Regions from separate parts of the Homo sapiens genome. Here region 2 is linked to region 1. A link is a loop called in an ENCODE intact Hi-C map of the cell type or tissue named here. Cell type or tissue: PC-3. All regions are shown on one strand. Each heading gives the region's core, and the rest is flanking DNA. Links, peaks and the distances in the headings are about the cores only.

The links. Peaks named below come from ENCODE experiments on the same cell type or tissue, not always from the same donor. Only the 100,000 strongest peaks of a DNase experiment are listed, where the experiment ranks them.
Region 2: a loop joins it to region 1, with 2.8 times the contacts of the local background. A loop is called at or near these places in 1 of 110 quality-filtered maps.

What each region holds. Positions count from the first base shown.
Region 1 is chr12:117,851,376-117,857,055 of GRCh38, reverse strand. It overlaps KSR2 (kinase suppressor of ras 2), which reads left to right. Exons shown (of 20, transcript NM_173598.6): 3 at 1,478-1,628. Among named protein-coding and RNA genes, the nearest start is that of KSR2, 110 kb to the left of the region's middle. In PC-3, for the core only: a CTCF peak has its summit at 2,455 (motif pointing right); DNase peaks (open chromatin) are centred at 2,465 and 3,275; H3K27ac peaks cover 2,501 bases.
Region 2 is chr12:117,965,952-117,971,631 of GRCh38, reverse strand. It overlaps KSR2 (kinase suppressor of ras 2), which reads left to right and starts at 2,642. Exons shown (of 20, transcript NM_173598.6): 1 at 2,642-3,556. The coding sequence starts at 3,377. RefSeq lists silencers at 2,240-2,349, 2,360-2,629. In PC-3, for the core only: no CTCF peak of the experiment used is centred there; a DNase peak (open chromatin) is centred at 2,341; H3K4me3 peaks cover 3,267 bases; H3K27ac peaks cover 1,231 bases.

The DNA of each region.
Region 1 (5,680 bases), core at 514-4,513:
GAAATAAACAGATCCGTGGTCATCACCTTTCTTAAAGGGGCTCACCAGCAATGTGTCCCTATTTGAGAAAGCCTCTAAGTGACTCCACTATTCTTCTCTCTCTGCCCCCTGCCTGCCTGGGTGAGTTGAAAAGGCACCATAGCTCATATTTTTGAAGATAATTTTTTGTACTGAGACAGTTTTCTTCTTTCTGGCTATCAGTTTAATGTGGGAGCTGTATCTTGTTGTAATACACAAACATGACCACAAGAGGGTAGATGTATTCCGCAATACTGCCCTAGAAACACCATCCGTAGGCTATTTCACCCTTATTTACTTTCGGAGGCTGAGGTGGGCAGATCACCTGAGGTCAGGAGTTTGAGACCAGCCTGGCCAACATGGTGAAACCCTGTCTCTACTAAAAATACAAAAATTAGCCAGGCGTGGTGGTGAGTGGCTGTAATCCTAGCTACTTAGGAGGCTGAGGCAGGAGAATCGCTTGAACCCGGGAGGTGGATGTTGCAGTGAGCCGAGATCGCGCCATTGCACTCCAGCCTGGGAAACAAGAGCGAGACTGTCTCAAAACAAACAAACAAATAAACAAAAAACAAAAAAAGGCAAAAAACCCTTAAGTAATAACAATATATGTTAAAATGTTGAGTAGTAAGTGCTATAAAAGAAGACTCATATATACATACAGATACTGATGCATAAATATAGAAGCTTGACAAATTTTGAGGTGTGTCCATATGATGGTCTAGGGAGACACTGTTTTGGGAACATGGGGTGGCGGTGAAAGTTCACCTGCCCAACACGTTAAGTTGGGAATCCTACCTTTTCTAGGTCCCTTTCCCCCACTCCACGCTATACTCCAGTGTTTCTGCTTTGCCTTAGGATGCAAAGCCATGCCCCATGGGGCTCAAAAACAAACCTAGTTTCATTTCCAGCACGGGGCATGGACTTTCAGCCCCTTTTCCATTAGGGTTTCTGAAGACCAGTGTGAGCCCTAGACCCTGCAGCCAGAGAAGAGAGGAAGCAGAGAGAGAGTGGGACCCAGCCACCAGCACACCTGCCTTGTCCTGTGCTTGCTCTGAGTTTGTGCTGGGATTTTAGATGAGTCCCTGCAGAGTGGGAGGCACTGAGAGCCAAGCAAACATGAAAAAATGGGGCCCTGCCTTATAAACATTCGAGAGACAGGCACAGTGTTGACGCCAGACAGGGTAGTAATTATAATAGCACTAAGCACCTGCGCTACCTTGCCAAGTATGGACACTTAGGAGTCCCACTTTACAGATGAGCAAAGTGAGGCCCAGAGAGGTTGAGCGACTGGTCAGAGGTTATCTAGATAATGAGTGGCAAACCCGAGATTCGGAGACCCCACTGTCATGCAAAGCGTTTACACTGCGGAGTGTTCTCCTCTAGGCACCACTACAGGGCAGCGTGGAGGCAGAGATGCTGTTCCTGCCCCACGGTTGACAATCCTTCTCCCCTCCTCTAGGAAATCTCCCCCGGCCAGCTGAGCCTGGAGGACCTCTTGGAGATGACGGATGAACAGGTGTGCGAGACTGTGGAGAAATACGGAGCCAACCGGGAGGAGTGTGCCCGCCTCAACGCCTCCCTCTCCTGCCTCAGGAATGTCCACATGTCAGGTGAGCAGGCCCCGGGGTCGGGGATGTGGAGACTTGTCCCCAGCACAGCTGCCGCGGTCCCTCGGCATCCCGTGCCCGCCACTGCAGGCCAGGACGAGACAGAGTCAACCCTGGGGGGCAAATCCGAAACGCAGGAAGAGGCAGCGTGGACCTGGGATTTGGAGGCCGGAAGACACCAGCAAGGGCAGCTCTTGGATTTGAACTCTTGCCCCAGGAAGACCCGCTGAGGTTTAGGGTATCTGGTTCTGGATAATTAGGGTCCAGATATGAAAATATTGAGTGTGAATAGGAGACCAGGGTCTTTTTACTTTAGACATTCTGACGTGGCTTTGCATTTTGGGTCAATGTCTAGCTTCTAATTTTTTTTTTAACAGAAGTAATTTGCATTAATTGTAACATAAACCAGAAAATAGATTTTAAAAAAATCACCCTAAGCTCCACCCTCTAGGTAACTGCTCTTGTCATTTTGGTATAATTTTTCCTGACAAATGGATATATGTATACTTTAAAAAATAGAATTATCCACACATATTGCTTAAATTTTTTTTTTTTTCACCTAATAAAATAACCTCTGTGACTTGTTCTATCAGTTTGGGGGCCAAATATATTGTCATCCCTCCTGGATCTTTTCCATTAATTGCTCAGATACCTGTTTGTCTTTATTAGCAGAACATCAGATATCATCTTCCTGAGGCTTCCTGCTTCTCTTTAGCCTCATGATTTTTCTGCAAATTCTGGGGCCTTTCTGTCCCAAGGGATCCGCTCTGCACATGCCAGCCACGGAGAAGTGTTAGTGGCCATCAGCACGGTTGTTGCAGTTCCCACCACAAGGTGTCACTGTTGAGCATCAGTCTGGCAGAGTCAGGTGGAGGCTCACAGATGCCCTTGCTTGATTCAACCTGCTCTATTCAACAAGCATTTGTTGAATATTGTTCTAGGCCTGGAGAAGTCTTCTAATCTGAGTGGCTATGGGGTGCCAGCAGGGCTGAGAAGGCAGCGGTGAACAAAACAGAACATACTTGAAACAGGTCATCGGCCCAGTCCTCCATGCGTGCCCTTTTGTATTTTTTCTTGCTGGCAGATCCTGATTCAGGTACAGTCAGCATCAAAAGGGACCATGCGGCCGGGCACACTGGCTCACGCCTGTAATCCCAGCACTTTGGGAGGCCAAGGCAGGAGGATCTCTTGTGCTCAGGAATTCCAGACCAGCCTGGGCAACATGGCGAAACCCCGTCTCTACAAAAAATACAAAAAAATGTGCCATGTGTGGTGGCACACGCCTGTAGTCCCAGCTACTCGGGAGGCTGAGGCTGGTGGATCACTTGAGCCCAGGACATTGATTGAGGCTGCAGTGAGCTATGATCACACTGCTGCACTCCAGCCTGGGTGACAGAGCAAGATCCTGTCTCAAAAATAAAATGGGGGGCAGACCATGCACTGGGGGCTGTCTTATGTGTTGAAGGATGTTTGGTTAGAAGCATCCTTGACCTCTGCCCATGAGATACCAGTAACATCCCCCAACTCAAAGTCATGACACATGGAAATATCCCCAGATATTTCAAAATGTTCCCAGGGAGGCAAAATCACTCCTGGCTGACGAGCTGTAAAGGTCATGTTACTCTTTACCTCTAGCACAATGGTGTTGACTCACCCAACATGAGTGTGGCTGACAGGGAGGGGCCTCTCAGTCACTCAGTACATACAAAATCTGCTCCAAAGGTGACTTTCTCTCTTTACCCACAGTGAGAAGCAGATGGCAGTTTTCTCTCTTTAAAAAAAAATTGCAGGCTAGGCATGGTGGCTCACACCTGTAATCCCAGCACTTTGGGAGGCCAAGGTGGGAGAATTGCTTGAACCCAGGAGTTTGAGACCAGCCTGGGCAACATAAAGAGACTCTACCTCTACCAAAAAAAGAAAATTAGCTGGGTGTGGTGGCATGCGCCTGTAGTCCTAGCTACTTGGGAGGCTGAAGTGGGAGGATTGCTTGAGTCCTGGAGGTCAAGTCTGCAGCAAGCTGAGATAGTACCACTGAACTCCAGCCTGGCCCACAGAGTGAGGTCCTGTCTTAAAAAAAATTGCACCAAATTACAGTGTTGTCATAAACATCTTCCTTTGTCAATAAATGCATTCACTTCTTATTTTTAATACCTGAATACTAACAATTTATTCAACCAATCTCCTATTTTTGGAAATATCCATATTTTTCCTATCATAAGCAACGCTGCTGTGAATACCCCTGAGTGTTATCTTTGGGGACCCCCGTGGCTATTTCTTTACAGTGAATTCATAGGAGAGGGGTCTTGCAGTGGAACATTTGCATATTTTGGCCGGACGTGGTGGCTCACACCTATAATCCCAGCACTTTAGGAGGCCGAGGCCGGTGGATCACCTGAGGTCAGGAGTTTGAGACCAGCCTGACCAACATAGTGAAACCCCATCTCTACTAAAAATACAAAAATTTAGCTGGGCTTGGTGGCGCATGCCTGTAATCCCAGCTATTTGGGAGGCTGAGGCAGGAGAATCTCTTGAACCTGGGAGGTGGAGGTTGCAGTGAGCTGAGATTGTGCCACTGCACTGCAGCCTGGGTGACAGCGAGACTCCATTTCAAAAACAAAAAACAACAACAAAAAACCCATATTTTAAAAATTATGGTGAACATTGTCATATATCTTTCCAGAAAGTTTGTACCAATTTATGCCGGCACAATGCCTGACAGTGAGCGTTTGAGGTTAGGTTTTTAATTGCTTTTCAGAATTCATGTTGTCTCATCCGGGAGGCACTACTGAGTTTGGCAGCATCCTTAAAAGTAGAGTGAGATTCCAGTTTCCATGAGAGAGGCATTTATGTCAGCCTTATGGGAAAGAATAGTTATTTTTTTGTGACATTCTAGGCTGTGCGAGACCATGGGGAAGAATAGTCATTTTTTTGTGACATTCTAGGCTGTGCGAGACCATGAAAGTTCTGGTGCTCCGATTTTTATTTATTTATTTATTTATTTTGAGACAGAGTCTTACTCTTGTCACCCAGGCTGGAGTGCAGTGGTGCGACCTCGGCTCATTGTAACCTCCACCTCCTGGGTTCAAACAGTTCTCCTGCCTTAGCCTCCCGAGTAACTGGGACTACAGGTGCATGCCACCACGCCCAGCTAGTTTTTTTTTTTGTATTTTAGTAGAGACGAGGTTTCACCGTGTTGCCCAGGCTGGTCTTGACCTCCTGAGCTCAGGCAATCCGCCTGCCTTGGCCTCCCAGAGTGCTAGGATTACAAGTGTGAGCCATCACACCTGGCCCTGTCCTCTGATCTTTTTAAAAATTTTTTTGATCCAGATGGACAGTACAATTTATATTGTGACCCCCCCCACACACATAGGTACACATACATGCACACACACAGCTACACATACACATACACAATTATAGCATGTTTCATGAAACAATACTCCTCCTTCTTATGCATGATGAAGATGTTGTAAATTCATTCCTGTTCTATTCTATATCATTTAGTAGATGCTAGTAATAGCCACTTTCTTTTTTTTTTTTTTAAGATGGAGTCTCTCTGTCGCCCAGGCTGCAGTGCAGTGGCATGATCTCGGCTCACTGCAAACTCCACTTCCTGGATTCAAGTGATTCCCTTGCCTCAGCCTCCTGAGTAGCTGGGACAACAGGCATGCGCCACCATGCTGCTCTAATTTTTGTATTTTTAGTAGAGGCGGGGTTTCCCTATGTTGGCTAGGCTGGTCTCAAACTCCTGACCTCAGGTGATCCATCCGGCTCGACCTCCCAAAGTGCTGGGATTACAGGTATGAGCCACCGTGCCTGGCCTGCCTCTATTTTTTGTTTTTTGAGACAGGGTCTTGCTTTGTCACCCAGGTTGGAGTACAGTGGTGTGATGTGATCACAGCTCACTGCAGCCTCGACCTTCTGGGCTCAAGCAACTGTCCCACCTCAGCCTCCCCAGTAGCTGGGACTACAGGTGCATACCACCACACCTGTCTAATTTTCGTGGAGACTAGGTTTCGCCTTGTCATTGCCCAGTTTGGTCTCGAAATCCTGGG
Region 2 (5,680 bases), core at 760-4,759, 110 kb before region 1:
CAGAGTGAAGTGGTGTCTTATCAAAACTATAACCTGGTCTCCACCCAGCTCAGCCCCTGATTGGATTAAGATAATTGATCTGTATGCCATTTGTCTTGCAGAGAAAGGGTGCGTCCTCTCCAGAGTTAGATATTATCACCTGGAGACTGTACATTTTTTCAACGTCTGACATTCAATAAGAATTACAAGGCCTGCCAAGAGACAGGACCATATCACTGAAAATAAAGGGAAAAATAGTCAATAGAAAGAGACCCACAGGTGATCAAGCTTTTGGAGTTAGACAAATGCTTTAAAATAACCATAATTAACATGTTTAAGAAAAATGAAAAGTTGGAGAAAATAGATGAAAAGAGATAATTTTACCAGAGAATCGGATTTCATAAACTTCATCGTCCAAAAGATTGAGAACATAGAGAACTTACTTCACCTGCTCATTGACAGATGTTGAAAATACTGACTCAGTTCTGTATAGCTATAAATCCCATGGCTTACAGTATTGTTTTTCTTTCTTTGTGTTTTTTTTTTTTTTTTTTTTTTGAGACAGAGTTTTGCTCTTGTTGCTCAGGCTGGAGTGCAATGGCACAATCTCAGCTCACTGCAACCTCCGCCTCCTGGGTTCAAGCGATTTTCCTGCCTGGGAGTAGCTGGAATTACAGGCGCCTGCCACCATGCCAGGCTAATTATTTGTATTTTTAGTAGGGACAGGGTTTCACCATGTTGGCCAGGCAGTCTCAAACTCCTGAGCTCAGGCTATTCACCCGCTTCAGCCTCCCAAATTGCTGGGATTACAGGTGGGAGCCACCACACCGGGTCAGCTGGCAGTCTTAAAAAAAAAAAAAAGTGTGTTGAGGGAGAGCATCAGGAAAAATAGCTAATGCATGCTGGGCTTAATACCTAGGTGATGGGTTGATAGGTGCAGCAAACCATCATGGCACACGTTTACCTATGTAACAAACCTGCACATCCTGCACATTTACCCCAGAACTTAAAAATAAAGGTTGTCATTCAACGTGGCCACCACTGGCTCCTGTTCGCTCTGCTTTTCAAGTGGCTTCATTTAAGAGTGACATATTATACCATGTGTTCTGAGTATCACGTCTTACTCAGTCCTCAGCACAGGGCTCTGTTCACCTAAAGAAAGAGGTGCCTTTTGCTAATCATTCTAAATACATCTGTTGGGCAATGTGTGTTGGGAATACTATTAGATAAGGTGGTTAGGGAGATGAGGCCTCTCTGAGATGATATTTGAGTTAACAGTGACAAGAAGAAACCCACCAGGAGAGGATTAGGGTGAAGCATGTTCTGAGCACTGTGGACATAGAGTACAAAGATTTAATCAAGAGTCAGCAAACTTTTCTGTAAAGTGCCAGACAGTAAATCTTTCAGGTGTTGTGAACCACCGGTCTCAGCTGCAGCTACTCAACTCTGCTTTACAACGCAGGAGTAACCACAGACAATAAACAGATGGGTGGTGGTACTCCAATAAAACTTTACTTGTGGACACTGAGATGTGAATTTCACATAACTTTCACGTGTCACAAAATGTTATTTTCATTTTTTTCCAACCATTTTATTTACATTTTTAATTTTTGAATTTTTAGTAGCGACAGGGTCTTGCTATGTTGTTGCCCAGGTTGGTCCCAAACTCCTGGCCTCAAGCGAGCCTCCTGACTGCCTCCCAAAGTTCTGGGGATTACAGGCATGAGCCACCTCACCAGGCTTCCAAAAATTTCAAAAGGTAAAAACCATCTTAACTGTGGAGCCATCGTTTGCTGATATAACGTCAGTTAGGTATGCTGGGGTCAGGCCACACAGACACTTGTAGGACATGGGAATACTCAGAATAAGGCAAAGGCCCTTTTCCTCGCCAAATGGAAAGCCATCAGGGCGGGCCAGGCTACCAAGTCTAGGAGGCAGCTTCCTGAAATTCACGGAAGATCATCAGGTTCGCTTTATTTTTTCCCCAGTAACAAGAAAGGACAAACGAACAAAAAAGGCACACACACACAAACACACACCCAAAGGACAAACGAACAAAAAAGGCAAACACACACACACACACACACCACCCCCGAGCTAAAGACAGACGGGATGTGCCCAGGTTCACGCCGACGCCTCTCCGGCGCGCACCGAGGGTTTTAAAGTTGGGCGCACACCTGCTCCCAGCCGGAGCGCACCTGCTGAGCAGCACTCCGGCCCGGTCTCGCGAGAGCGGTGCAGGAGTAGTGGCCCCCACCCGCTCCCCGCCACCAAATCCCTCTCCCCGCCCCCTCGCCCAGCCTCCAGGCTCGGGCACACTCCCGGCCTCCCCCGCCGCCCCCGGGAGCAGGCTGGGCCCGATGCGCGCGCTGTCTCCGCGCCCCCGCCCGCCGATCGCTCGCTTGCTCGCTCGCACGCACTCCCGGTAGTAATTTCACTTTGCCACGCGAGCTCCGCAGCCCCTAGAAATCCCGCCCCCCGGCCAGGTGCGCGAGTCTGCGCGCTCCTCCTCCGCCTCCTCCGACGGGTCCCTGGCGCGCCGGGGCCGGGGCCCGGCTGGGGCGGCTGCGCGCACGGCGCCTCTCCACCAACCCGCTCCCCTGCAGGTCCCTCGCTTGGTCTCCATCCCTCTCCGGCGCTCCCTCGCTCCCCCCCGCCCTTTGATTGACAGGCAAGATGTCGGTGTGGAGCGAGGCAGGAGCGATTGCAGCAACCGTCACCCCCGGAGCCCGGCGGCGGCAGCAGCAGCAGCAGCAGCAGCGCGGGGAGGAGACAGCAGCCAGCCGCAGTAGCCGCCGCAGCCGCGGGAGCAATGCAGACAGCACCTTGAGAACGCGCTAAAGCACTCCAAACCGTGGACCATGCCGTGTCCCTGCAACTGGGAGGGGGGAAAACCAGATTTTTTTTGACATAAAAGCAAGCCAGCCAAAAATATATAATTTTGTCCTTCAAGGAGCCGGTGTGTAAAGAGTGAGCGCTATTTTCCTTCTCCTCCTCCTCCTCTCCCTCCTCCTCCTCTCCCTCCTCCTCTCTCTCCTCCTTCTCCTCTTCTTTTTCCTCCTCCTCCTCCTCCCTAAGTGTACAGACAGCATCACATCACCTGGTTTGCTTCTGAGAAACAGCATCTCTCCTTTTCAGGGACCAGAGACTCAGAGAGAGAGGAGACATTCTAATGGAGTCCGCTTGATATCCCAAAATAAAATAATAAATTTTGGCTCTTGTCCCCTCCTCCCACTCCCACCCCCTCAACCCTGTGTGAGATGTTGGATTTCTTCTTCATGAGACATTGTTGAGAAGTCGCAGTGGTTGGAGAGGCGGAGGGTAGACTACCTCTACTCCCCCCCCTCTTTTTTCTCTCTGGGAGGAGGAGGAGGGGAAGGGGGTTGCAGAGCAAGCGATGGATGAGGAAAACATGACGAAAAGCGAGGAGCAGCAGCCTCTGAGTTTGCAAAAAGCCTTACAGCAGTGCGAACTGGTCCAAAACATGATAGACTTGAGCATCTCCAACCTGGAAGGGCTTAGGACCAAATGTGCTACCTCCAACGACCTCACACAAAAAGAAATCCGGACCCTGGAGGTAGGTGTTGCCTACGGGAAAAAAAAAAAAAAAAAAAAAAAAAAAAGCAATCCTTCTTTCCCCCTCCTTTCTCCCCACGGTCCCCTTTCCCTCTGATTCTGTTTATTGGGGGCTGGGGGTGGTGGTGTGGGCAAGCAAGGTGGGCACGGTTTGCTTTTCTGTGATTTCTCTCCTTGCAAAGCCTGCATTGGATATCCTTTTACTGTGCTGCTGTCGTCTGCGCTTGGCTGGGTGGTGGTAGTAGTAGTAGTAATTGTTATTCTTTATTTATTATTATTGTTGCGGCTGTTACCGTTGTCATTCGCTTCCTCGCTGAGGAGGGAGTTCTCTCTTTTTTCCGCTTGTGGATTTGTTTATATGCCACGGGGGCTTGTGTGCCGGGTAATACATTAAGGAGCTGCAGAGAACCCACGTGACCTTGCGCATTCTGCAGGTGGTCAAAAGGTGGTTTTTGCTCACAGAATGGGGCCGCCTGTCAGTGTAGACCTCTTCTTCTCTTGGCCTTCTTCCCCTCCCTCCTTTTGCTCCTTAGATTTTTTGTTTTAAATCAGTGATATACATGTCAGGAGGCAAGATGCATGAAAAAAAAAATTCCTATGGAACTACCCATTTCCAATCCAATCGTTTTGATGCAGTGAGCTGTTGCAGGCCTAAAACGTACAAAAGGGAAAAAAAAATATGCCTCAATCAGCACACATAGGTGGTGTGGGAGAATACTCCTGAATCTCAGTGGGACTGTGAGGAAAGAGGAAAGGGGTCGGGGAGGAGGAGTTATCTTTGGCTTCTTGTGACATTCTCTCCGGCAGAACTTGAGGGGGAGTTTGAAACAGTTTTTTGGGGGAGTGGGATGGGATGAAGGGTGGTTGCAAAGTTACTCAGAAAGAAGATGGCAGAAATTATTTTTTTCTGAAGGCCATTTGGTCAAAGGAGGAAGGTTTAAAGAGGCTTAGGAAATGCCAAATGCCTGGTGTCCACGAGATCACTGGACATCTGCATTGTTCAAAATGTTTGAAGGGTTCAGCTCACTTCCTTCTCCCAAACCAACCCAGCTATACGCATGGGTTGATTAAATTTGGGAACTTCCATTAGCTGGCATCCGCCGAGGGTGGGGGCAGTGGGGCTGAGAGAACAGGGGTTCCCTCTGTGGTGGAGTGGGCATGAGCAGTACTGAGACGTTCATCTTGGTCCTGGCACATGAGTTCCCAAGGCCTGAACTCGTCAGTCCGTAGTGAATCTTGTGGCCCTCCTGCCCCTGTTGTAGCCTGGATGGGTGCTTTTCTCGGATTCGCTTTGGGTATTTCTTTTTTTTCCGTGATTTTTAAATTTGGCTGGATGTCAACATGCAGGAGGTCATCCCTTTGAAAGAAGAGAGAGAGAGAGAGGGAGGGAGAAAGAGAGGGAGGGAGAGAGAGAAAGAGAGAGACAGCATGTGTGTGTGTGTGTGTGTGTGTGCGTGCGCGTGTGAGAGAGAGAGAGAGAGAACATGCTGTTTGCTACCCTAGGATGCATGTCTGTGTGCACCTGTCATCTGGAAATGTGATCCTCAGAGATGAAATAAGATCAATGTCAAGGTGTATCGGGAGAGTGGGAATTGTGTTGGGAGGCACAGGTATTGCCTTTCCTGGAGCTTGGGAGAGCAGGTGAGGCCGGAGCTCTGTTGCTGGAAGAAAAAGTGTGGGATGTTCTGATCCAGCCTTCTGTCTCTGCCTGAACAGTGCCCAAGAGCAGACTCTTCAGACCTGCATGCAGTCAATAAATAACCCCAAAAAAGCCACCTGAGCTCTCTTCTGTTCCTCTGAATCAGGAGTCCCAAATGCTAGTTTGTGTATTCCTGTGTAAGTTTCTTCGAAGTTTTCTTTTTTTTTGTTTCAAACATGCTCCATCCTCTGATAGCTTCCTGGATGGGGATGTGCCGCAGTGGGCATTGCCTTCTTTCTGCCTAGTGGTTTTCCTTTTAAACTGGGGGGATGGAGGCACTGGTAGGATGGCTATGGGGGAGTTGCAGTTGTAGGAAATGCATCTGTTTTCAGTTCCCTTGTCCCAGTATGCTACAGAGCATGCAACCACTTTCATCCATCTTGCCCAGGGAATGCTCTTGAGCAATTATTCCAATTTGTATTTCCC